Regions from separate parts of the Homo sapiens genome. Here regions 2 and 3 are each linked to region 1. A link is a loop called in an ENCODE intact Hi-C map of the cell type or tissue named here. Cell type or tissue: OCI-LY7. All regions are shown on one strand. Region 1 overlaps PRDM10 (PR/SET domain 10). Region 2 overlaps APLP2 (amyloid beta precursor like protein 2). Region 3 overlaps ST14 (ST14 transmembrane serine protease matriptase).

Region 1 (8,000 bases):
ATGTCACAATACGCAAAATATTGCTTCTAAAATTAACTATACATCCTGGCTCTTTCCTTTGTATCTGCAAAAATCCTAGACCTATGACTTGCCAAATGTCAAAGGGAAAAGATACTTTCTGAAGCCTCAACTGTAGGAAAATTAGCTGGCAAAATCTAAAAGTTCATCTAATTGCATAGCTTTAGTTAATATTTCACAAAACATGATAAAAATGCTATAAATATGCCAGAAAATGCAAGCAAAATACTCTCTAGCTCATTACAATTTGCCTCCTTTTGGGGTTTCATTGCATTCATTTATAATAGGCAGCCCAGGGATAGGCATTTCTCTTTACAAAGTAATATTCTTGCTAGGAGATTTTGAGAACACAAAGAAAATCTCCCCATGACAGCAGATGACTTGTCAAAAAACACATCCCAAATATTCACCCCTTCCCACTGCCCTTTCCTAGTTCTCTGGAGTGGTTATCCACAAAGCAAGTAGTAGAGAGGGCTGGGCAGAAACAAAAGGGTCAGCTGTAAAGAGATGACTATAAACATACTTCACCATACAGGGAGCTATTCTTTAACCAGAGTCTACAGGTCAGACCTGTTTCAAAACTACAAAGTGGTTTTCTTGCAAACATTACTGGCACACAGCAGATTACATTAAGCCTACATAATTCTCTTTGCATTCCAGTCAAAATTATTTTAAATAAAGAAAGCAAGCCCCTGTTATAGGCTGAACTGTGTCTTTCTCAAAATCCATGTTGAAGTTCTAACACCCAGTACCTCAGACTGTGACTGCATTTGGAGACAGGACTTTTAAAGGGGTAATTAAGTTAAAATGAGGTCATTAGGGTGGGCCCTAATCCAACAGGACTGGTCCTTATAAGAAGGGAAGATGGGCCAGGAGAGGTGGCTCATGCCTGTAATCCTAGCACTTTGAGAGCCCAAGGCAGGAAGATCACTTGAGCTCAGGAGTTCAAGATCAACCTGGGCAACATGGCAAGACCCTGTATCCATAAAAAATACAAAAATTAGCCAGATGCGGTGGCTCATGCCTGTAATCCCAGCACTTTGGAAGGCTGAGGTGGGTGGATCACGAGGTCAAGAGATCAAGACCATCCTGGCTAACATGGTGAAACCTCCTCTCTACTAAAAACACAAAAATTAGCTGGGCGTGATGGCAGGCACCTGTAGTCCCAGCTACTCGGGAGGCTGAGGCAGGAGAATCGCTTGAACCTGGAGGCAGGGGGTGCAGTGAGCTGAGATTGCACCACTGCACTTCAGCCTGGCAACAGAGCGAGGCTCCATCTCAAAAAATAAATAAAATAAAATACAAACATTATAAATAAATAAGAAGGGGCGATTAGGACGTGGACACATGCAAGCACCGAGGAAAGACCCTGTGAGGACAGTGAGAAGGTGGCTTTCTGCAAGCCAAGGAGAGAGGCCTCAGAGGAAACCAACCCTGCCAACGCCATGATCTCAAACTTCCAGCTTCCGGAACAGTGAGAAACTAAATGTCTGTTGTTTGAGCCTCCCAGTCTGTGGTATTTTACTACGGCAACCCTAGAAAACTACCGTAGCCCCCCAGAATAATTCATATAACGCCTTCAGGCACTAAAATTGCAATCTCGGCCGGGCGCGGTGGCTCACGCCTGTAATCCCAGCACTTTGGGAGGCCAAGGCGGGCAGATCACGAGGTCAGGAGATCGAGACCACGGTGAAACCCCGTCTCTACTAAAAATACAAAAAGAAATTAGCCGGGCGTGGTGGCGGGCGCCTGTAGTCCCAGCTACTCGGGAGGCTGAGGCAGGAGAATGGCGTGAACCCGGAAGGCGGAGCTTGCAGTGAGCCGAGATCGCGCCACTGCACTCCAGCCTGGGCGACAGAGCAAGACTCCGTCTCAAAAAAAAAAAAAAAAATTGCAATCTCCATCTTATTAGTGAGTTTCCATTTAACCAAGTTAAGATAGAAAGAAGAATACTAGCAAACAACTGCTAAGAAACAGGAATAAGAGACTGAGTAGACAACGCAGTGCTCCTTCAAACACTGGTAAAGGACAGGAGTGAAGTGTGATAGAGCATAAATTACCTTGAGGTGAATGTAACAGTCTTTCAGCTCCGAGCCCCTGACGAGAGGCCCCTCCACGGGGCCAAACTGGGTGCGCTTGGGGATGCGCCGCTTGGAGAACACCCCGCCCAGAAACCTGTCTATGTAGAGCACCAGGGGGAGGCTCGCCCTGGCCCGGGTGAGCACCGGCCGGTTGGGGATCGGGTGCAAGGGGCCGTGCTTCGGACACACTGAAGCATGCGCGTTATTGCACTCCTCACACCCTGCAAAAGAGAGACAGTCTTGAAGAAAAGTCCAATTCCTCAGTGTGACTTGATGTGAGGTAAAAAATTCTGACCCGAAAAATCCCCGTCTGCATTTTCAAGCCAAAATTCAATGAACTCCTAATGGCGCTACCCATTCAACGGTAATACATTCTCTCTGGGAGACCAGTAAAAATCCTGTAATTCTCCTCTAAAATCAGACAGAATTTGCTTATGCCTGCCAAAAACAACTAGCAGGCCATGACTGACTTCTTTGCTGGAGAGTCCTTTGAATAGTGGCCACTAAATTTACAAATCAATTACAACATGTCTGAAGAGTAAAAAGAGCGTATCAGGCTAAATGTTGCACTATCTGATGAGACAAAATAGGTGAATTTTATAGTATGCCCATTATCTCAATAAAACTATTCCGGGGCCGGGGAGGAACCCTGACAATACTATTGAATCAATTTTCTCAAAGGGAGTTACAGAAGTCTTATATCTCAGCCTAACTCAAACGGAAAAAGGGTTGTGCGGTCTGAGAGTTCAGTGCATACTGTCTGATTAGATAATGCTAAAATGAACAAATTTAGAATCCCTTCCTTCATTCACTGGGATGACACAACATTTTCCGCCCATTCCAAGAGCACTCGGTTTGCACCAGTCCGGCCACACGCCCTGCCTCTTTGCCAGGAGCACCCACCTGTAAGCTAACCGCCAGAACGAGACAGGTACAGCCCCAAAACGGAGGAGAGCAAATGGACCACACAGGCCATGCCCACAACCCTTAACACACTTAACATGCTTTACCTTACTCCAGCTGCATGGTGACCTGGTTTAGGAAATAGTTATTTTTAATTTCTACAATTCTCAAATAACAGAGCTACTTTGTATTAATATTTTAAAGATAAAGTGATTTTCTGTGCATTTGACTTAGGAGTTGCCTCAAAAATGTAAGAATTTTTCCCAGGTGCAGTGGCTCAGCCTGTAATCCCAGCACTTTGGGAGGCTGAGGTGGGCGGATCACTTGAGGTCAGGAGTTCGAGACCAGTCTCGCCAACATGGTGAAACTCCATCTCTACTAAAAATACAAAAAAAAAAAATTAGCTGGGCGTGGTGGTGCACATCTGTAGTCCCAACTACTCTACTCCGGAGGCTGAGGCTTGAGAATTGCTTGAACCTGGGAGGCAGAGGGCTGCAGTGAACCGAGCTTGAACCACTGCACTCCAGCTTGGGAGACAGACCAAGACCCTGTCTCAAAATTAAAGAAAAAAAAACAAAAACAAACAAAAAGAAAAGAAAAGAAAACGTATGAATTCAAGGAAAACCAAAACGAGCAAGTTCTCTGTTGAACTGGGATTAGATGTGGAGCTTGAACACTGGGCCCAAGCAGACAGATTTTACCACCACCACACAGAAGGACCAGGAGAAACAGGATGAAACCACAAAGCTCTGAAGAGCCTCAGTAATGCAAATCAATGAGTAAGCACTTTGCCACATAAGCAAGAAAATCCACAGAAAGAAACTGATGGTTTCTTGGTGGTGGAATGTGAACCCCCAGCAAGCAGTAGGGTGGGGTGGCTGATCAAGGGCGCTGCCGAGGGGCCAGACTGCCTGAACTGGAGTCCTGACCCTCAAATTATTGGCACAGCCCTGGGAAAGCTACCCACCTCATGGTAGGGCCATGGAGGGCATAAAGGAGGTAGTAGACTCAGGGCACTCACGCCTGGGATAGAACAGCATTCTTAAAAGGCTATCATGGAAGAGGCAAAGCAGCAAGGCAAACTTGTTAAAGCTGAAGTGGCTGAAGAGCGCAGGATCGGGCAAATCTACCATGGTGGTTTGGTAGCTGAAGCTCTGGTGTGAGAGACCTGGGCTTGGCTGCCTGATGCCCCTTCGTCCCTGTGTGACCCCCAGCGAGCTTCCCAATCTTCTGAGCTTGTTTACTCATCAGTAAATCAGAAAACGAAGGAGAGTGTCCCTCAAAGGGCTGCAGTGAAGGCCAGGTGGGATGAAGCAAGCAGAGAATGTAGCACAGTTGGCTGCACACGGAAGGACCTGACGCACGGGAGCTATGTTCACACACACGCACACGTACACAGACACACAAGATGGACACAGCTTCCCTGGGGGAGACCCGTGCCCACACTTACACAAGTCGTGTGGGTCGAAGGGCCGGGGCGGGTCTGGCTCCCAGTCATCCAGATCCGTGTCCTCACCGTCTTCTTCCTCATCTTCCTCAGTGTCCTCGTCCTCATCCTCATCCTCTTCCTCTTTGGCCTCCAGTCTGCCTAGAGGGGTCTGCAGAGTTGCCAAAGGGTCGGACCCATCTACACTCTCGATGGAAGGCAGCACCTGGTTATGAACTGGCAATGAGGCCTGGGCAAAAGTTGAAGGCACAGAGTAAGCAGACATGGACACCTGCTTTTGGTTCGCTGGTGCCTGCTGGCACAAACAGGGCGCAAGGGCTGGCTGAAATCTAGTCTTCCTACCAACTCCTTCCAGGCCCTGGAAAAATGACTTCCATCTACCGGCTGTGAGGAAGAGCTGGCTTCATTTTTGATCTGACTGCTCACAGCCTTTAAGCCTCTGCCCTCCCTCTGCCCCTTCTGTCCCACACCTGGGAGGGCTGCTAAGAAGGCTCAGGTGCTCCCTCCTTTGGCAGCAGTGGGAGAGTCAACACTGGCAAGGCCCTGACCACCTGCGTCCTGACCCCACCCCTAAAACTTAATAAAACCTGGTCTCTTCCTGGCTCATTCAGCCGTTTCACACTGCTTGAGAGGCCTGCCCTGTCTCCCAAGACTTCAAATAGGTAAGCAACAGACCGTTTCGATGTGTGCACATGTGAGGTATCATCAGTTTCCACATCTGAACTAAACCTGGGGTGGGGGTCCCTCTTGCCTTTCCAGAGTAGCCATACCACACTGGAGGGGGTAAATGAGTTGACCTATCCTCAACCACTTGTCTTTTAAAACTAAACACGTCGTGCAACACATGGTTAACAAAGTTCCATAGCTCACAGCTCTCCTTTTAAACAGCTCAGGCAGGCTGAGGTTTTTAAGTAAGAATGAAAGAGATGAGGTGCCTGTTTGTTTCATCATGCTGAAGTCAGTCTCCTGCAAATAAGACACAGTTTGGGTCATGTATTAGGTTAATGCTATCTTATCAAATATCCTGGCAGAAAATAAAAATGGTACCTTAAAAAGTTCTCCTGCCTCCAATCTAAGTGTTATGGGATTATACACTGGCCTAGAATCCCTTTATGCAATCTTGCTCCTCCTGCCCAATTAGCACAAGGTCATACTCAAGCCATGTCCTATTCAATAAATAAAGCAAGTTTTTAAAAATGCCACTCCCTTTATCTTCTCATATGTTGTTTTCCTCACCTAAAATACTCTTTCCTCAGCCACCTTCTAAATCCTACCACATTCCAGTTTCCCAGTGAACCGCCTTTGATGCCTCCAGCCCTCCCTGAGTCTCCTCTGCTCTGAACTCCTGCAGCCCTTGGAGCCATAGAATCCCACTCCACAACAGCACTCAGCATCTGCTTCCACATTTCATGACCTCACCAGGCAGCCTGAATCATTCTGAAATAGTTCTATGACAATTTCTGTGGAGCCCAGATCTTCCACGCTTTGGTTAGGGCCCAGGACTTTCCTCTGGAGGTAGCTAGAATAAGTGTAACCCTTCCGCCACAAGAATCAAATATCTGAAGGCCAAAAAACCCTAATTCATTCAGTCATTTCTCACATGACCAAACTCCCAGCTCCCTAATCATCTTGTTGTCTTCATTTATTTCGCAGTGGATTCCATATTTTTATTAATACAACATCAGGGTGCATTAGTGTTTACGTTGGCCACGTTGCTCTACTGCAGACCCATCCTGAACTTGCAGATAACTAAAATATCTAAGTCCTCTTTTCCCCTCATAGAGTGCTATTAAACCATTTTTCCCCTCATCAGGACTTCAAGAGCTGATTTTTACTTAAATGGGGGATTTTGCATTTATCTCCAGTAAATTTCATTTCACTGCTTTTATCTGTTCTTCCCATCTGCCAAGATCTTTAGACTTCAGATCCAGACATCTCACACATTAACTATCCCCACAGCTTTGCATCCATTGCCAAACACCATCTATTTTGGTGATGAGTATGCGTTTTCACATGAGTCCATCTTGCCTCTCCAACTGCACCTCAGGGAAATAGACTATGGGCTTTGGAGTCAGGCATTTAGAGTAAAATCCTTGCCCCACCCCTTAGCAAGTTACTACACTTCTCTGAACCTCAGTTTCTTTGTCTGTAAAATGGACACAGTAATACATGCCTCAGGTTGTTGTATTAAGTGAAACAATATGTATATAAGGCCAGTAGCAGAGTGTATAGCATTTAGTAACTGCTTAGTATTAATCATTATTATCCTAAGTTCTTTAAGGACCATGATGATATCATATACTTCCTCCTCAAATTTAAAAGATCGCTGAGCATAAAGTAGGTGTTCAATGAAGATTAATTTGTTGAAATATATTTGGCCTTTTGGGAAATAACACCAATCCCTTCAGGCATCTAGAGGAAGTCTTTGCAGTACTCACAGAAACATCCTTTTTCTGCTGTGCATCTTAATCGAAGAACTTATCAAACTCTAAAAAGAGGCTGGGTGTGGCTGGGCATGGTGGCTCATGCCTGTAATCCCAGCACTTTGGGAGGCCAAGGTGCGCAGATCACCTGAGGTCAGGAGTTTGAGACCAGCCTGGCCAACATGGTGAAACCCTGTCTCTACTAAAAATACAAAAAAAAGTAGCTGGGCATGGTAGCGGGTGCCTGTAATCCCAGCTACTCGGGAGCCTGAGGCAGAAGAATCACTTGAACCCAGGAGGCGGAGGTTGCAGTGAGCTGAGATCACGCCATTGCACTCCAGCCTGGGTGACAAGAGCGAAACTCCACCCCCCCACCCCCCAAAAAAAGAGGCCAGGCGTGATGGCTCATGCCTGTAATCCCAGCACTCTCCGAGGTTGAGGCAGGAGGATTGCTTGAGCCCAGGATTTCGAGACCAGCCTGAGCAACATGGTGAAACCCTGTCTCTACAAAAAATACAAAATTTAGCTGGGCAGTGGTGGCACGTGCCTGTGGTCCCAGCTACTCAGGAGACTGACATGGGAGAATCATTTGAGCCCAGGAGGTTGAGGCTGCAGTGAGCTGTGATGGTGTCACTCCAGCCTGGGTGACACAGCAAGGCCCTGTCTCAAATAATAATAAAAAAAGAACTCTAAAGAAACGGTACTGAGTGTGTTTATTGAGGGCCTGACCTGCAACGGCTGTGTAAGAGCGTTACCCAACATTTGAAACACTCTGTCTCCAGAAAGCAGATCAAACCGGTTATCTCAAACTGCATCCGCACACTTAACACATGCTCATTTGACTTTTGCCTGACATTCCACTTCTGCAATTCAGGGTCTTTTAGAAAGTTTTACGGGGGAAGCCAAATTCTGGAAGACGCTTCTGCCTCAGCTTCAATAAAAACAGCATAAAATGCCCTGTGAGGGTGAGGACTCCACAGGGAACTTCTAGCAGTGCAGCTGCTGTGGCCACCTCCCCCTCAACCTCCTCACCAGAACCTGCAAGGAAGTGACTGTATTCCTGCTCCCCATCTCAGAGCACAGCTTACAATACTGCCCCTTGTCCTAAGCGCTTAAGCATTATGCCAG
Region 2 (8,000 bases), 170 kb after region 1:
CTCACTGCATCATAGCAGGAGTAGTGCGATACCAGTTTGTTTCATCACCTGGCTAAGATGGTATCTACATTCATTTGTCTTACTATGTACACATTGTCTGCATTTGGCCAGTGGGGGCCCCGTTATGCTGGTTCCTGTGTCCTTATAACATGTCCCTATCATTCTTTGAGAACTTTACTTTCTGATACAAAAGATTCTCCAAGTCCATTCTGTATTTTCCCTACTCCACTCCTGGAGTCTGTTTTCTCTGAGACACCATGGTTTCTTTTAGTGGGGAATGCTATTTTGAAACCCAGATCTGGGCCTTAGGTGATTTGTTTTTTGTTTTTGGTTATTTTTGGACAGAGATTTGGACAGGTAGTGTTATTGCGATATGAAAACTACTAAAGTTCTGATTTAATATCTACTTTGAAAACAAAACTGGTCTCGGCAGCTTTGAGGTGCTGTCTTCTGCATTTGTACCTTGGTCTGTTGGCATAGCTCACTTTTCCATTGCAGGTGTCCTTTTGCAAGTCTTCTAGCCTTTGAGTTCATGACAGCCACTGACAGTTCACCCTGTTCCTGGTGTGGACCCCTGTGCAAGGTGAATGTTCCACTCTCGAGAGGTAGCGTGGATCCTTCACTTCTCTGAACCCTGTTTTCCCTGAAACATACCTGGGGTGACCACCAGACCTCATTACATAAGGCTGTTTTCTCCCACCTGGGTACAGCTTTTACCAGCTCCCTAAATTACATGGTTTTCCTGTTTGCACCTGGAGTGTACTTTTGTAGTATATTTATTATTATTTTTTTAATTTTTAATTTTTGTGGGTATATAGTAGGTGTCTGTATTTATGGAGTACACGAGATATTTTGATACAGGCATATAGTGTGTAATAGTCATGTCAGGGTATGTAGTAGATTTACTTATATGCATGGGTGTTGGTGTTGGAGGCTTCCTCAAGTAGGTAAACAACCTTTGTTATTTATTCTGAAAGGAATTTCAGCAACTCTGAAAAAGCTCTAAAACCTGGATGGCTGCCATAGCACTGCTGGAGAGAAGTAGTAGGAAAGAAAAGCTGAATCACAGGGATGATTAGAAATTGGCGATAAATCCTAACTGCAGCTTAAATGAATATTGTATAGGTTAGGTTTTGCTATATTGCCATATTCATTGATCAGCAAAAACAGTAGAGCTTTATGTTTGTCCAGTGACTTAGGAAATTGTGGCAATTATATTATACTCCGCTGATAAAATTGAGGATGTTACCAGCTTGAATATAAATTACTAAAGTGAGAGCAAACCATTTTCAATGTTCTGTAAAACAGAGTAATACTGATCTGCCTAGGTAAATTTTTTTCCCTAGGAGCTTCTGATGAAAAATTGTAGCAAAGGCAGAGAGTAGCAATGAAATGATAGAGCGGATGCTGGGATTGAAATGTGTTTCCTCTTTCAGTCTACTTTTTAAAAAGGGGTTTATTTTTCAATAAAAGAAGTTTGCATTGGGGGAAGGGGACAAAAACAATTATTTTCAGTTTCTGTACTAAGTTAACTGTGATTAACATTTTGGGGTATAGATGAACATTTTTTTCTTTGGATACACATGGAAATGTATATACTTTTAAATGTTTTTTCCCTAACTGTGATGATACAACGTATGCTCCTCTGTTTAAAGTTCTGTTTATTTTTATTTGGCATTTATTGAGCTTTTATTATCATGTGCTACTTTTAGGGATACATACATCTTTGAATAAAAGATAAGGTTGGGAGAAAAAAAAAAGATAAAGTTGGCCTTAAGTAACTAGCCTGAAGAAGGGGTTAGAGATACGCAGTGGGTTTCCTTTTGTTTGTTTGTTCAATGATTTTAAAAATTATTAAACCACCATGGAAAAATGTCCATGTTAAATATACACATAAGCCATATTTCTTGTAACCCCATACTATTCTGTTGTATATATGTATCATCATTTAATTAATTCCCTCTCGATGGACATTTAGGTTTGTTCTAGTTTTTTGATATTAATAACACTAATGAATATTTTAATTCACTTGCCTAGTTATTTCCTTAGGGTGTGTATCTTTTTCTTTTTTTCTTTTTCTTTTTAAGACAGGGTCGCCGTCACCCAGGCTGGAGTGCAGTGGCGCGATCTTGGCTGACTGCGGCCTTGGTCCTGCGTGTCCCCCTTTCCACCCTGCAGCTGAGATTACAGGCATTCGCCACCACGCCTGGCTCATTTTTACTATTTCTAGTAGAGATGGGGTTTCCCCATGTTGGCCAGGCTGGTCTTGAACTCCTAACCTCAAGTGATCCACCTGCCTCAGCCTCATAAAGTGCTGGGATTACAGGCATGAGCCCCTGCGTCCAGACATCCTTAGGGTATCTTTTTAGAACTGGAATTGTTGAATCAAAGAGTACTGTTAAAAGATATATATATATATTTTTAGGCCAGGCCTGGTGGCTTATGCCTGTAATCACAGCACTTTGGGAGGCTGGGATGGGAGGATCATTTGAGATCAGGAGTTCAAGACCAGCCTGACCAACACGGTGAAACCCCGTCTCTACTAAAAATAGTAAAAATTAGCTGGGTGTGGTGGCGAACGCCTGTAATGTCAGTTACTCAGGAGGCTGAAGCAGAAGAATTGCTTGAACCTGGGAGGCAGAGGATGCAGTGAGCCAAGATTGTGCCACTGTACTCCAGCCTGGGTGATGGTGTGAGACTCCATCTTAAAAAAAAAAGTTAAATTTTAGAATTTAGTTTGTTTTCAAATTCAGTGGTGTTCTTTTTTGATTTTTAGAGATCGAACAGATTGATTCAGTCATGGAATAGCTGAAGATTAGTGGCATTTAATTTTATGGTTTAGCATGGAATTAATTATTTTATTAAATTTTTGGCATTTCCGAAAAGGTTTTGATTTTAAACTTTAATTCTGAAATATTACACCAAGCATCCTGAAGAGATGAGACATAATGTGATGGTTGCTCATATGCTCACCCTCCTGATTTCAGTTCTTCAGTGTTCTGTCATGTTTGCTTCATCTCCATCTTTTTTTTTTTCTGAGACGGAGTCTCTTGCCCAGGCTGGAGTGCAGTGGCATGATCTCGGCTCACTGCAACCTCAGCCTCCTGAGTAGCTGGAATTACAGGTGCATGCCACCATGCCTGGCTAATTTTTGTATTTTTAGTAGAGGTGGGGTGTCACCATGCTGGCCAGGCTGGTCTCAGTTCTTTTGCAACATTTACATGCATCTATAAACAATGTTTTTGTGTTTTAAAATTTACATTAATGGCATCATACTGTACCTGACCTTTTACAGCTTGCTTTTACTTTACATCATTTTTTAGTTTATCCAAGGTGTTGTATAGATTGAGTTAAAGGTTGTATTTCTGACCAGGCGCAGTGGCTCACGCCTGTAATCCCAACACTTGGGGAGGCCGAGGCCGGGGTGGATCACAAGGTCAGTAGATCGAGACCATCCTGGCTAACATGGTGAAAACCCGTCTCTCTACTAAAAATACAAAAAAATTAGACGGGCGTGGTGGCACGTGCCTGTAGTCCCAGCTACTTGGGAGGCTGAGGCAGGAGAATCACTTGAACCCGGGAGGCAGAGTTTGTAGTGAGCTGAGATTGCGCCACTGCACTCCAGCCTGGGCAGCAGAGCGAGACTCCATCTCAAAAAAAAAAAAAAAAATAGTTGTTGTGTTTCTATAGAATATAGATTAGTAGTGAAATTGCTGCTTTAAATTTTTTTGATGTTGCAGTTGCACATTTAAAAGTGAGGTTTTACAAATTAAAGTGCATTAACTGTTGCTTAAATATACATTGCTTTATGAGTATGGTTGAATAGTTCGTATAAAACTAGTTCCTCAAGACTTCACTAACATTAACATCAATAGTGCCTACCAGGTGTCAGTTTCTGTTTTTATTTTAAACAACAAACCCACATGTGGAACAATAGTTTCTGTTCTAAGCTTTTCTTGTTGTATAGATTATGTCATTTAGTCCCCACAAGATAAAGAAACCGAGGGACAGAAAGGTTAAGTAACTTGGCTAAGGTTACTCTGCTAGTAAATGACAGTGCTGAGATTGAACCCTAGCATTCAACCCTGCATATACTTTTCCTTTAGCATCCACTTTTGTTGCTTTTTGTCATAAATGAACAAAAACAGCCTAGTTAATTCAGAATAATCACATTAAACCATGTGAGTTGGTGGTTGGATGTCAGAATTGAAGTAATTTCTACTTAGATTGAGTATCAGGGTTGTTCATTCTCGTAGAGGCAGATTCTAGCTTACTGTTGGTATTTTTGCTATTTTTAAGCAATGCTTTTAAGTCTCGTTGATTGCTAAAGCCTGTTTGCAGGTACTGCCTCCCCTAGAGCCTTTGGGGTCCTCAAGGGTAAGCAGCATGTCAGGCTCACTTTCGCAATCCTGCTTCAGTGTCACATTGAGCTGTGTGATCCCAAAGTCCCTGTGCTAGCAGTGCTGAGAAACCTGACTGCCATTTGTAATGCAGTTTTCATGTGGGGGGACTGTTACACTGCTACAGCTTGTCATGTCAGGAGCCCATCTTCCCCTACTTACACATCAGCAACTCCCTTTCTCTTACCACTGGGGCGGTAGAAAGACTGACTTCAGTGCTTGCGCCCGAGGCCCAAGGCAGAGGATCCTGAGAGACTCATCCATGATGGCGAGGCTGGGTGGGTCTGTGTAGACTTCCCACTAGCTGGGCCCTAAGCCCTTTCTTAGACCACATTACTTTCTCATGATATTTTCAGGGTTTTCCCCCCTTAACCTCAGAGGTTAGTCTGCCAGCTGCATCTTCCTGCCACTGCTTCCTGCATCTCTTCCTGGGCTAAGCACCCTTCTCGCCCTCTCTTCCTCTCCCTCTACACTGTGTGGAGCACATGGCAGACGTATGCCCAGTGTAGATTACTGAGCCTTACCTTACACTACTGATCAGAGTCTTGGGGTGATCATCCAGTGATGTGTTGTATATTTCTAACTTTTTATTGTGGCAAATTACAAACATGGCCAAACAAGAGACGATGATACCGTTCACCCTCACGTACTGGTTGCCCAGCTTTGTAACCACCATCAGTTCATGAGCCACTCTTCCACCTTCTATAGGCCCACTCCCTCACAACCCTGATTATTTGGAAACAAATCACATACCATCTTTTCCCTGTAAATAAACAGCTATGTGTATCTTTCTCCCGACTTTTTGGGACAAGTTTTAGAAAATGTAATAGTGAATATCTCTGTACCCTTTACCTAGATTCTCCAGTTTTACCTGATGTTTTTCTCTCTCTGCATCTTATATGTATATTTTTGTGTTGCTAAACCATTTGAAAGTAAGTTGGGATATCACGACAGTTCATTTCTAAGTATTTCAGCTGGTTTCTCCTAAGAGCCAGGGACATTCTTCTATATATAATGACAATACAGTTGTCATGTTTGGAAATTTTCCTAAGTGTCCAACTAGTGTTTTTTATAGCTTCCTTTTTAAAAGGATCACATACTACATTTCATCTAGGATAGTTCCCTAGTCTTTCTTTAGAAACAAAAACTTTCATGACAATGATATTTTTTAAGAGTCCATGCCATTTGTTTAATGTAATGTCCCTGAGTTTGGATTTGTCTTAGTGTTTTAGCATGATTAGATTCAAATGATAATATATTTTGGCAGAAATACTGTGTAGGTGATATATTATTTTTAGGACATCACACACACCAGTTTGCTCGTTATCAGTGGTGTTAAATTGGTTATCTGGCTGAGGTAGTTTGCCAAGGCTTCCCACCGTAAAGACACCTTTGCCCCTTTGTAATTAATCATTGATTATTCTTACTGGATTCAATTATTACATCATGTTTTGTCTAAAGATTCATCTGTACTTGAGTAGAACACCTGGTTTTAGTTTCTTGGGCATTTGATTACAGAGGTGTGGGCAGGAATAAGGAAGGCAGAGCCATGTGGGGAGAGTAGCTGTGTGTGTCTGAGGCGGGCATGGAGGTGATCCTATTATATTCCCCGTCACGTGTTGCTGTAGCCCTGCAGTGGGACTGCAGTCAGGGGGCTTTTAAAAGGTCCCTGGCATCATGGCTCTGACAGATTGGTGAGTTCTTGTGGCTGCTTGGCTAGAACTGTACCATCCAGTCAGCCTTTGAAGGTACGAGATGTGCATCTGCTCGTATACATGAGACTGCTCCTGGCTGTGTAGACTATCATCATAAACTTCAGTGAGGGGCATTTTCACCTTGAAATCATGGTCAGATCCGCTCTGACAAAGATTCTCTTTTCCAGTGGGTGAATTTGTAAGTGATGTCCTGCTAGTTCCAGAAAAGTGCCAGTTTTTCCACAAAGAGCGGATGGAGGTGTGTGAGAATCACCAGCACTGGCACACGGTAGTCAAAGAGGTAAGAGAACTCGGGGGGAAAGTCAGCTGCTGTTGTATCTGTTAGGAGGGAAGTAGCACTTTTCTCCAAATCTCACCATGCTTTTAAGTTAGTTATGTTTCCCCCATTATCTCCTTAAGGTTTACAATTACTTCTGTCTTATAAGTTAGAAATATTTGGGAGAGAAGTAGGTATTTGTGTAGGAGAGCTCAGTGTTGACAGTCAGCTCCTGAAGTTGAGGATGTTAAGGAGGTGGCTGAGCGAGAATACTGTATGCTGCTGGTGAGGCTCCCAGGAAACCATCCTAACCCTAAGGCCGGCATGGAAATCGCCAGTGATAGAAAATATAGGTCTGGACATATGCACAGGCAGGACTGCATGCCATCTCACTTTTCTGGTGGCAAGAAGTACCCTTTCTTGTCTTCTGTAATTAGGCTGGCTCTGCTCTTTGGTCAGTAATCTTCCTTTGGTCAAATACTGAAGTAGTGCTTGCACCAGTGGTGAGTATCTATTAACATTGACCACCTTATCTGGCTTTAGTCATTATTAGAAAAAAATGCTCTCTTCCTGACTTTTTTCCACATTTGGGATTTCAGTATTTTTGGACCAGATCATGTTTCCCCATTGTAAATTAAAATTTATAAATCTTACAATAATATTATTACAATTTTTTTTTGACAGAAAATGTATGTGTTCATAAGAGAAAGCATTGCTAAGTGATTTGATAAGGGTTTATTTTGGAGGGTAGAGATCGGAGTGTATTTGACCACGTTTACTCTGGAGTATGTTCTGATGTGGCCTGTGGGTTTCTTTTAGGCATGTCTGACTCAGGGAATGACCTTATATAGCTACGGCATGCTGCTCCCATGTGGGGTAGACCAGTTCCATGGCACTGAATATGTGTGCTGCCCTCAGACAAAGATTATTGGATCTGTGTCAAAAGAAGAGGAAGAGGAAGATGAAGAGGAAGAGGAAGAGGAAGATGAAGAGGAAGACTATGATGTTTATAAAAGGTAACTCTTCTACTTTGAACTGTGAAGTCGTTTTGCCTTTTTGTTAGCCCTTCTGTAAAGACGGCTGTTGGCTGCTAGTCCCTCACTTCTGGATAAACTGGGCATTCCTTTGTTCTGCTAGAGTTGATTAAGCTTGCATTTCATTCTAGCCATTGCCAATCACAGGAGTACCTGTGATTTTTGTGTTTACATCATTCTGAGCTGTTATTTTCTGCAGGTTACTATGATATTTTTTAAGAGTCCGTGTCATTTGTTTAACATAATATCCCTGAATTTGGATTTGTCTTATTGTTGTATCATGATTAGATTCAAATGTTCACAAATACTTCCCGTTTGCTGATGTAGCTGGGCCCCAGGGCTTAGTGGCACGGTGAAATGTGCGTTGAGCTTATTTCCTGCCTCTGTTTTTGTGTTTCAGAATAGAGAAGGGACCCATTGTTGTGCTTTGCACATAGGAGCTATTAACCTTCCTTTTTTTCTATTTTGGCCTTCAGTGAATTTCCTACTGAAGCAGATCTGGAAGACTTCACAGAAGCAGCTGTGGATGAGGATGATGAGGATGAGGAAGAAGGGGAGGAAGTGGTGGAGGACCGAGATTACTACTATGACACCT
Region 3 (8,000 bases), 230 kb after region 1:
TGATCCACCTGCCTTGGCCTCCCAGAGTGCTGGGATTACAGGCATGAGCCACCGTGCCTGGCGGGGCTTAACATTTTTAGGGTCCTCAAGTCTGACTGTACATCCTCAGGGGGTCATACAGGGAGTCTTTCTGACTTCCAACTCTATTTGGGCAATGGTTCGATTTCCCACCTTAGCCAACCGGATGAGTAGGGGTTATGCAATAATTGGCTTCCTCTTCTTTCAGCCGAGTTAAAAATTTGTTTTTAGGCCGGGCGCGGTGGCTCACGCCTGTAATCCCAGCACTTTGGGAGGCTGAGGTGGGCAGATCACGAGTTCAAGAGATCAAGACCATCCTGGCAAACATGGTGAAACCCTGTCTGTACTAAAAATACAAAAATTAGCCAGGTGCGGTGGCAGGTGCCTGTAATCCCAGCTACTCGGGAGGCTGAGGCAGGAGAACCGCTTGAACCTGGGAGGTGGAGGTTGTGGTGAGCCGATATGGCGCCATTGCACTCCAGCCTGGGCGACAAGAGCGAAACTCCGTCTCAAAAACAAAAAATTTTTTTGTTTTGCCAACTGCCATCTCCTAAGTTGAGACCATGCTTGCTATGAGCCTTTCTGGCCCCACTAGCTTCCTAGCCTGGCATCAGCCGAGACCTTGTCAGCTCTTGGAGCTACAGGACCTGGGTAAAGAACCTCATCACCTGAGGTTTTCCTCAGGGAGCTAGACTTTCAAGGTGAAGTGAGATGACGTCTCTTTTTGAAGAGGGTGGCAGTTTGTTTTTTCAAACGGCTTGATTTCTAATTTAAGTTTTAGTGGAGGCTTTCGCCTTAGCATCGACTATACCACCTATGCCCAGTAAGCTGACTGTGCCAATTCTCATGAGCGGTGCGAGGTCCTAACCGGGTCCATGCACCTTTGTGTCTTTCCACAAGGTCAGACTTATTGATGTGACTTCAATCACACAAGGCGCGAGCCGCATGGAGTTCCCAAAGAGACAGCTCTCCTTAGTACTTCCTGTTCACTCCGTAGTCAGAGCCTCAGGCACACAGGCTCAAACCACTCCAGTCAATATTGCAAACTATACATAATAATATTCTTAACCAATATATAAAAGTATAAACATTCCACATCAAAGTAACATTTAACATCAAGAGAAAGGGGATAGGAAAAAGGGTTTAACAAACCAGTCCAGGAAGAGCCACGAAGATAAAAAGAGTCTCCTGGTGTGAGCTGGGTCATTTGTCGGTCTTGCCGGGAAGAGTTTCTGATGTTGGCAGAGCCTTCGTTGGCAGATGCTGGGTGCTTATCACGAATGACAGCAAAATGGTGTCAGTGAAGAGGGCATCTTGAGGTGCCGAAGTCCTGCTCTTTTTAAGATGAAGTCTTTTTCTAAGATGGCGTTACTTATGTCAAGGGTGCTCTGTACAAGGCTCCTGGTCCCTTGGGCTGCGTGGGGAGGGCCCTGGGCAGTGCTGGGAGTTGGGACGGGACTTGAAACCTGCAGGAGCTGGCTGCTCCCTGGCAGAGAACCGCTGGGTTTCTGTGTTGACAACGTCCTCACAGCTGGGCTGAGTCAGGTCCTGGGGGACTTTCCTTCAGGCTGTAACCAGGTGTGGGGACTTGTGGTTTACTTCCTTCAGTGGGAGTTCTTGGCCGTGGGTCAGCTTTGTGTTCCCCTGATGGGCTGGGGTTACAGATCTACAGATATTTCTGGATCTTCCTTGGGGCCCTGCAGCCCCACCTGTTTTCCAGCAGCTCCTTCTGGCGGGGCGGCTGAGGGCGGCGACGGGTCAAAGGGAAAGGTGGGCGGGCCGGGGTTTTGGGGTGTCTGCCAGCAGCTGGCTGGGTCTGCAGCTGGCCCTGTGCTCTCCCAGGAGGAGCTGGAGTGTGTATTTCTGGGAAAAGTGATAGCCTCAGGGACTTCTGGGATGATGCTTATAACCAATTGTGGGAGGGTCCCCAGGGCGTGGAAGCAAAGTTCGACCTGGCACAGCAGCTTCCCTTCATCCCAGGTGGTTGCTCAAAATAGACCAGCTGAGACTCTAAGCCAGCTTCTCCTCCTGGTGACAGGAAGGGGTGAGCCTCCTGGAAATGGTGGGTGGAGTTTCTCCAACTTTCAGGTTCCCAAGAATGACCTGGAGCACTTGAATAAAAACTTCCACATCCGAGGCCCTGCTCCTGATGCATGACATCAGCACCTCCAGGGAGAGGGGCTTGGGAATCTGGATGTGGAACAAACACTGCATTTGTTTCAGTTGATTGTTATTGTTCTTTTTCATGACCAGACAAGTCCAGGAAATGCTGGGGGTTGCGATCAATGGGAACCATAGGCTTTTGCAGGTTTCGTGAAAATTGGCTTCTAGAGAGATCGATTACCCCTGGTTGGGGAGTGGGTGGGAGGATTCCAGTGTGGCCTTTCTTTTCCTTTCTCATTTGCCCATCGGTCATCCCCAGATAAGCACTCAAGTGTCCTCTTTTATGAGGCCCCGTGCTGGGCCCTGGACTGCCATGGTGGCAGGTGGGGTGAAGTCCCGCCCTCAGGAGCCTGCTGACCGCCTGCTCTGTGCACAGCTGCTGGAGCTTCCCCGGGGCTGCTGATTTAACTGGGGAGGGCCTGTCTATGTGGGGTCCCTCCTAGCCGGAGACAGGTCCCTTTTATGAACAGCAGCCTGATGAAGAGGCCTTCCTGCAACATGCCTCTGGTATCATTCTCAGCTCAGCATTGCCCAGGGGACAAACACAGAGTTTGTTCTTGGCAGTCATTCCCTGCTGTCATCTCAGGTGGGCTTGAGCCGTGCTGGGTTTCCGGGAAATCTGGCCAGGATCCAGCACAACCTTTAGCCAGTCCGGCAGGGAGCGGCCACGAGGTTGTGCTGGCTCGGTCTTTCCCTTGCAAAGGAAGGCATCTTCGACCTGCCACAGAATGCTTTCTTCCCCGGGGAAACCCTTGCAGGTGCTCGGGCTCTACTTTCCTTTCTCGCTTGAACAATTACAGGGATAGTTTATGGTTCTCATGACCCTGGTGGGGGTGATGACATCATGGGATTGAAATCCGTCCCACCTTGGAGTCACCGAGCGTGTCAGTCAAGAGCCTTGGCCACAAATCAGTGGCACTTGGCAGCAGCACACAAATCCAGCCACCCTGTCCTTGTCTCAGGTCTGGGCAGCACAGCTGTGTCCCTAGCTGGTGGCATCGCCCCTGCCCCTTGACCTTGATCTTCAGCCTCAGAAGCAGGCTACCCATTGTCATGTGACTGCCCTTCACGGTCCCTCCCCAGGATTCCAAGGGGCCTCTTGAGGTTTCCAGGTTCAGCCGCTTCCTTCCCAGCAGATCACACCCAACCTTAGCCACATGAGGAACGATCTTTAGAAAGGGTCTGGCCCGAAGCTTCATTTTTCCCTGTCTGCTTTGGTTGGAATCTTGTGTGGCTTTGTGTGCAGTTGGTAGTATTTTTGTTGTTGGTAAGTGTAGGGGCCCTTCCCCATTGCTTTTCTCTAAGGATAACCATGCTCTGAGCAGCCCATGGCAAATTCTGGCTTTGGACTTGTTGGTCCCCAGAGCCAGTGGGGTCGTGGGCCCTGGAGAGTTTGCACTCAGTGGCAGGTCTTAGTGTGTGTTTGAGGAACCAGGAGAGCGTTCCTCTCAGAGGGAGGATTCTCTGGTTGACTCACACAGAGTTTTGTTGGCTCAGCATTTAGCTTTCAGCCCTGGTGAGTTTCTCTGACTTAATGGGAGTAGGCTGGCTGCAAGAATCTTTCCTATATTATCAAATAAAATAGGTCTCTTTTTTGGCCCTCTAGAAATCAGTGTTTTTTTTCTTTTCGTTTTGGAGAGCCCGGCCTTGGGGAGGATATGCATCAGTTGCTCTAGTGTGCCTCAGACAATGAGATAAGATGAAATAGGGCGTGCTCTAGGACCTCTCCACTTCCCCTTCCCGGGTTTCTGGATCTGACCCTTCGCTCCCTGCAGAAAGTTGGGTGAGATGGCAATGGTCCGATCTCATCCCTGCTGGGTGGGATGGCAGTGGTCCCTCTTGGGTGAGATGGTGGTGGTCTGATCTTGTCCCTGCTGGATGGGATGGCGGTGGTCTGATTTTGTCCCTGCTGGGTGGGATGGCGGTGGTCCCTGCTGGGTGGGATGGTGGTGATCTGATCTCGTCCCTGCTGGGTGGGATGGTGGTCTGATCTCGCCCCTGCTGGGTGAGATAGTGGTGGTCCCTGTTAGATCCTGGCCCTTTAGGGTCTGTACCCTGCTTGTCCTGAGCCCTTTATCCCCAACCTCCCGCCTGGAAGTCATTCCTCGTTCCCTTGTCTGAGTGGCCTGGAGCCGAGCTGTGTTTCTGGGTCCTTTGGCCAGGATCTAACTACAGTGGGCCAGCAGGAAGAGGCTGTGATATTTACATGGCCTCTATCTGTGTTTATGGTAAGCAGACACACCTGGCTTCATAGCACCGTTTTATGTGTGCACCTGCAAAGATGTTTACTTTTAAGAAAGAGAGACAGGAGAAGTGAAAGCAGGCGCAGGCATAGGATCTCTCCTGTCGGCTGTGGCCCAGTAGAGAGGTGTTATGCCTACAGTTGTCTAAGTGTCTAAGTGGATGGGAGTTCCCTGAGACCTCCCCCTCCCACCTCCCCCACCCAGGAGTTAAAAGAGCTTTGCTGCTTCACTGACTTTATTAACTTTGTGACCTTGGACAGGCCACTCCCTCTCTTTCATCCTCAGTGTTCTTATCAATAAAACGATGGGATTATGCAACAGTATCTCTGTTACACCTGAAAATGGAGCCAAGAGCTAAGGTTATAAAAGGAAGCAGCCCAGTTACTGATTAGACAGCACTTTTAGGCTGGGTGGAGCCACAGAACTCACACTGCAGGGAGGACAGAGGACCCACCATTGAGCTAGCGCCACTGCTGACAGCCTCGCTCCGTGGCAGAGTCTGGGGTGACCCCTGAGTCAATGCCCTCAGCCACCTTACCCCTTCTCATGGGAGTCTCTGTCTTCTGTTTCCCTGAATCCTTGCTCCCAGAATTCTGGAACCTAACCACACTGGGAGGCAGTAAACCAGGACCAGATTCTGGATCTGCCACCAAGTACTGGGTGACCTTGCAAAATCAGCATTCTTCCCTGCCTTCTTTATATAACACGGGTGATAGCACCAGCCAGTCTTGAATGAGTCACAGGACTGTCATGAAGATCCAGTAAGAAAATGGTTGTGAAATTACCCTGTGAATTGGATATACATCTAAACATGATAAATTATTATTTCATTACATTTCTTTTTTTCTTTGTTTCTTTCTTTCCTTTTTTTTTTTGAGATGAGGTTTTGCTGTCTCTGTCTCGCCCAGGCAGGAGGGCAGTGGCATGACTATGGCTCACTGCAGCCTCAGCCTCCCTGGGTTCAGATCATCCTCCTGCCTCAACCTCCCGAGTAGCCAGGACTACAGGTGCATGCTGCCATGTCTGGCTAGTTTTTTGTATTTCTGTCTTTCTTATCATTCACTGAGCCCTTTGAATTGGGTTTAGCCGTGTTGGCCATGCTGGTCTCGAACTCCTGGGCTCAAGTGATCTGTCCACCTTGGCCTTTCACAGTGCAAGTGTGAGCCACCATGCCTGGCCCTTTTGTTAAATATCTTTTTTTTTTTTTTTGAGACCGAGTCTCACTCTGTTGCCCAGGCTGGAGTGCAGTGGTGTGATCTCGGCTCACTGCAATCTCCGCCTCCCAGGTTCAAGCAACTCTTGTACTTCAGCCTCCCGAATAGCTGGGATAACAGGTGTCCGCCACCACACCTGGCTAATTTTTTATGTTTTTTGTAGAGATGGAGTTTCCCCATGTTGGCCAGGCTGGTCTCGAACTCCTGACCTAGGTGATCCACCCACCTTGGCCTCCAAAAATGCTGGGATTACAGGCATGAGCCACCGCGCCCAGCCACTTTTGTTACTTTTTTTTTTTTTGAAATGGAGTTTCGCTCTTGTTGCCCAGGCTGGAGTGTAATGGCACGATTTTGGCTCACCGCAACCTCTGCCTCCTGGGTTCAAGCGACTCTCCTGCCTCAGCCCCCCGAGTAGCTGGGATTACAGGCGTCCACGACCACGCCTGGCTAATTTTTTTTGTATTTTTAGTAGAGATGGGGTTTCACCACATTGGCCAGGCTGGTCTTGACCTCCTGACCTCAGGTGATCTGCCTGCCTCGGCCTCCCAAAGTGCTGGGATTACAGGCGTGAGCCACCACACCCGGCCTACATTTCTTATACATATATACACATACATGGTCTGTTCAGAGTGTAGCCGAAATCTGTGTTTTCTCATTCTTAAATATGATTAGACTACCAGAGGCCACCAGATGTCTAAAGAAAACCCAGCCTGAAAGGCGAAGTTCCAAAGATAACATAAAAATGTCTAGTTGCAGCTGGGTGCAGTGGTGCACCCTGTAGTCCCAGCTACTCAGGAGGCTGATGCAGGAGGATTGCTTGAGCCAAGAATTCAAGACCAGCCTGGGCAACATAGCAAGACCCTGTATCTTAAAAAAAAAAAAAAAAAAAGATTGCATTGCATCTATAGCTAATTTTGAGAATAGACACCTTAATATTGAATCATCTAATCCATGAACAGCGTATATTGCTCAACTAATTTAGGTCTTTTAGAATTTCTCCCAGCAGTATTTTACATCTTTCAGTGTACAGGTTTTGTGCATTTTTTGTCAGATTTACCTCTAAGTATTTCATATTTTTGAAGCTATTGTAAATGGTGTCTTTTAGTTTTAGTTTCCAGTTTTTCATTGCTGATATGCCAGTACAAAGACAGCTACGGGAGTGTTTCTAGCAGCTCTGTTTGTAATGGCCTGAAATTGGAGACACCCCAAATGTCCATCAATAGGTGAACAGGTAAACACATGTTGTGTGTCCAAACGATGGGATAAATGCAGCAACAACCAAAAGGTATGCACTGCTGGGCACACAGGAACCTGCGTGAGTCTCAGAGGAATCGTGCGGAGTGAAAGAAGCCAGATGGAAGAGTGCATACTGCAGAATTCCATTTACATAAAGCTCTGGGAAAAGCAGCCTGAAGCAGATGAGTGGTTTCTTGGGGACAGGAAATGGATTCAGGGAGGAACATGTGGGAGGGGCCAGGAGGAGATTTTGAAGGAGACGGACACGGGCATCATCTTAGCTGTGGATGGTTTCATGGGTGCATATGGATGCCCAAAATTGTACACTTAAATATATACACTTTATTTTATGCAATAATACCTCAATGAAGCTGCTTTTTAAATTTAATGGAAGGTTTGCAAGAGCAAGTCAAAGAAATTCCCAAAGTAGAACCAAACGCTGAAGAAACGCAAAATACGGGAGAGAAAAGATGACAGCTAGAGGCGTAGAGGATCCATTCTTATCCGTGATCTTCTGAAATGTCATCACAATACAATCTGTTTGGCTATATGTGCTGTTTCATTTGTCTTTCTCACCATTCACTGAGCCCTTTGAATTGGAAGATTTACAACTCTCTTCAGCTCTTGGAAACATCCTTTCAGTATTTCTTTGGTAATGGTCTCTTCTCTGCCAGGCTCAGAAAAGATTGGGCTCAAGTATTCTAGAAGACAGAGGTGAGACAAGAAAGGACATTGTTAGAAATACCCAAATCTCCACCTTGGCCCCAAGCAAAAAGACAAAGGCCCCAGCAGACTCCCACAGTGGATGGGAAAAATAGTCTGGAGAGATTGAATCAAAGAATATGTGGGCTTGAGAACCCCAGGTACAGAGGAAGGCTGTAGAGAGAGGTGAAAAGAAGGGGAATGAGTCTCTTCTCCTACGTGTTCCTGAATGCTAGTGGCTGGGTTTAAATCACTCCAGCCAGGAGATTAGAAAATTATTCTCTGGAGCAATGGAACCATCCACAGGAAGATGTATATAGTCTAACCATTGGGAGTGCCCAGAAAAAAAATCTGTTTAGCCACTCACTTGTGTCCCCGCCAGTGAAGCCAGTTGTGGCAAGGCATGCACACAGAGCTTCCAAAC

Evidence for each region. Peaks named below come from ENCODE experiments on the same cell type or tissue, not always from the same donor. Only the 100,000 strongest peaks of a DNase experiment are listed, where the experiment ranks them.
Region 2: a loop joins it to region 1, with 4 times the contacts of the local background. A loop is called at or near these places in 3 of 110 quality-filtered maps.
Region 3: it touches region 1 in a loop (2.3-fold over the local background); 2 of 110 quality-filtered maps call a loop at or near these places.

What each region holds. Positions count from the first base shown.
Region 1 is chr11:129,942,693-129,950,692 of GRCh38, forward strand. It overlaps PRDM10 (PR/SET domain 10), which reads right to left. Exons shown (of 21, transcript NM_199437.2): 5 at 4,453-4,678; 6 at 2,079-2,320. Among named protein-coding and RNA genes, the nearest start is that of NFRKB, 51 kb to the left of the region's middle. In OCI-LY7, a CTCF peak has its summit at 4,978; DNase peaks (open chromatin) are centred at 3,759, 4,369, 5,019 and 7,759; H3K4me3 peaks cover 6,328 bases; H3K27ac peaks cover 7,124 bases.
Region 2 is chr11:130,114,424-130,122,423 of GRCh38, forward strand. It overlaps APLP2 (amyloid beta precursor like protein 2), which reads left to right. Exons shown (of 17, transcript NM_001142276.2): 4 at 6,283-6,395; 5 at 7,191-7,387; 6 at 7,882-8,000. Among named protein-coding and RNA genes, the nearest start is that of ST14, 41 kb to the right of the region's middle. RefSeq lists an enhancer at 4,467-4,546. In OCI-LY7, CTCF peaks have their summits at 166, 375 and 3,320; DNase peaks (open chromatin) are centred at 508, 3,908, 4,768, 7,758 and 1 weaker place; H3K4me3 peaks cover 4,648 bases; H3K27ac peaks cover 7,514 bases.
Region 3 is chr11:130,177,035-130,185,034 of GRCh38, forward strand. The region is part of intron 1 of ST14 (ST14 transmembrane serine protease matriptase); the gene reads left to right. Among named protein-coding and RNA genes, the nearest start is that of ST14, 21 kb to the left of the region's middle. RefSeq lists an enhancer at 3,744-3,803. In OCI-LY7, a CTCF peak has its summit at 4,904; DNase peaks (open chromatin) are centred at 1,587, 2,587, 3,007, 4,527 and 2 weaker places; H3K4me3 peaks cover 4,970 bases; H3K27ac peaks cover 7,934 bases.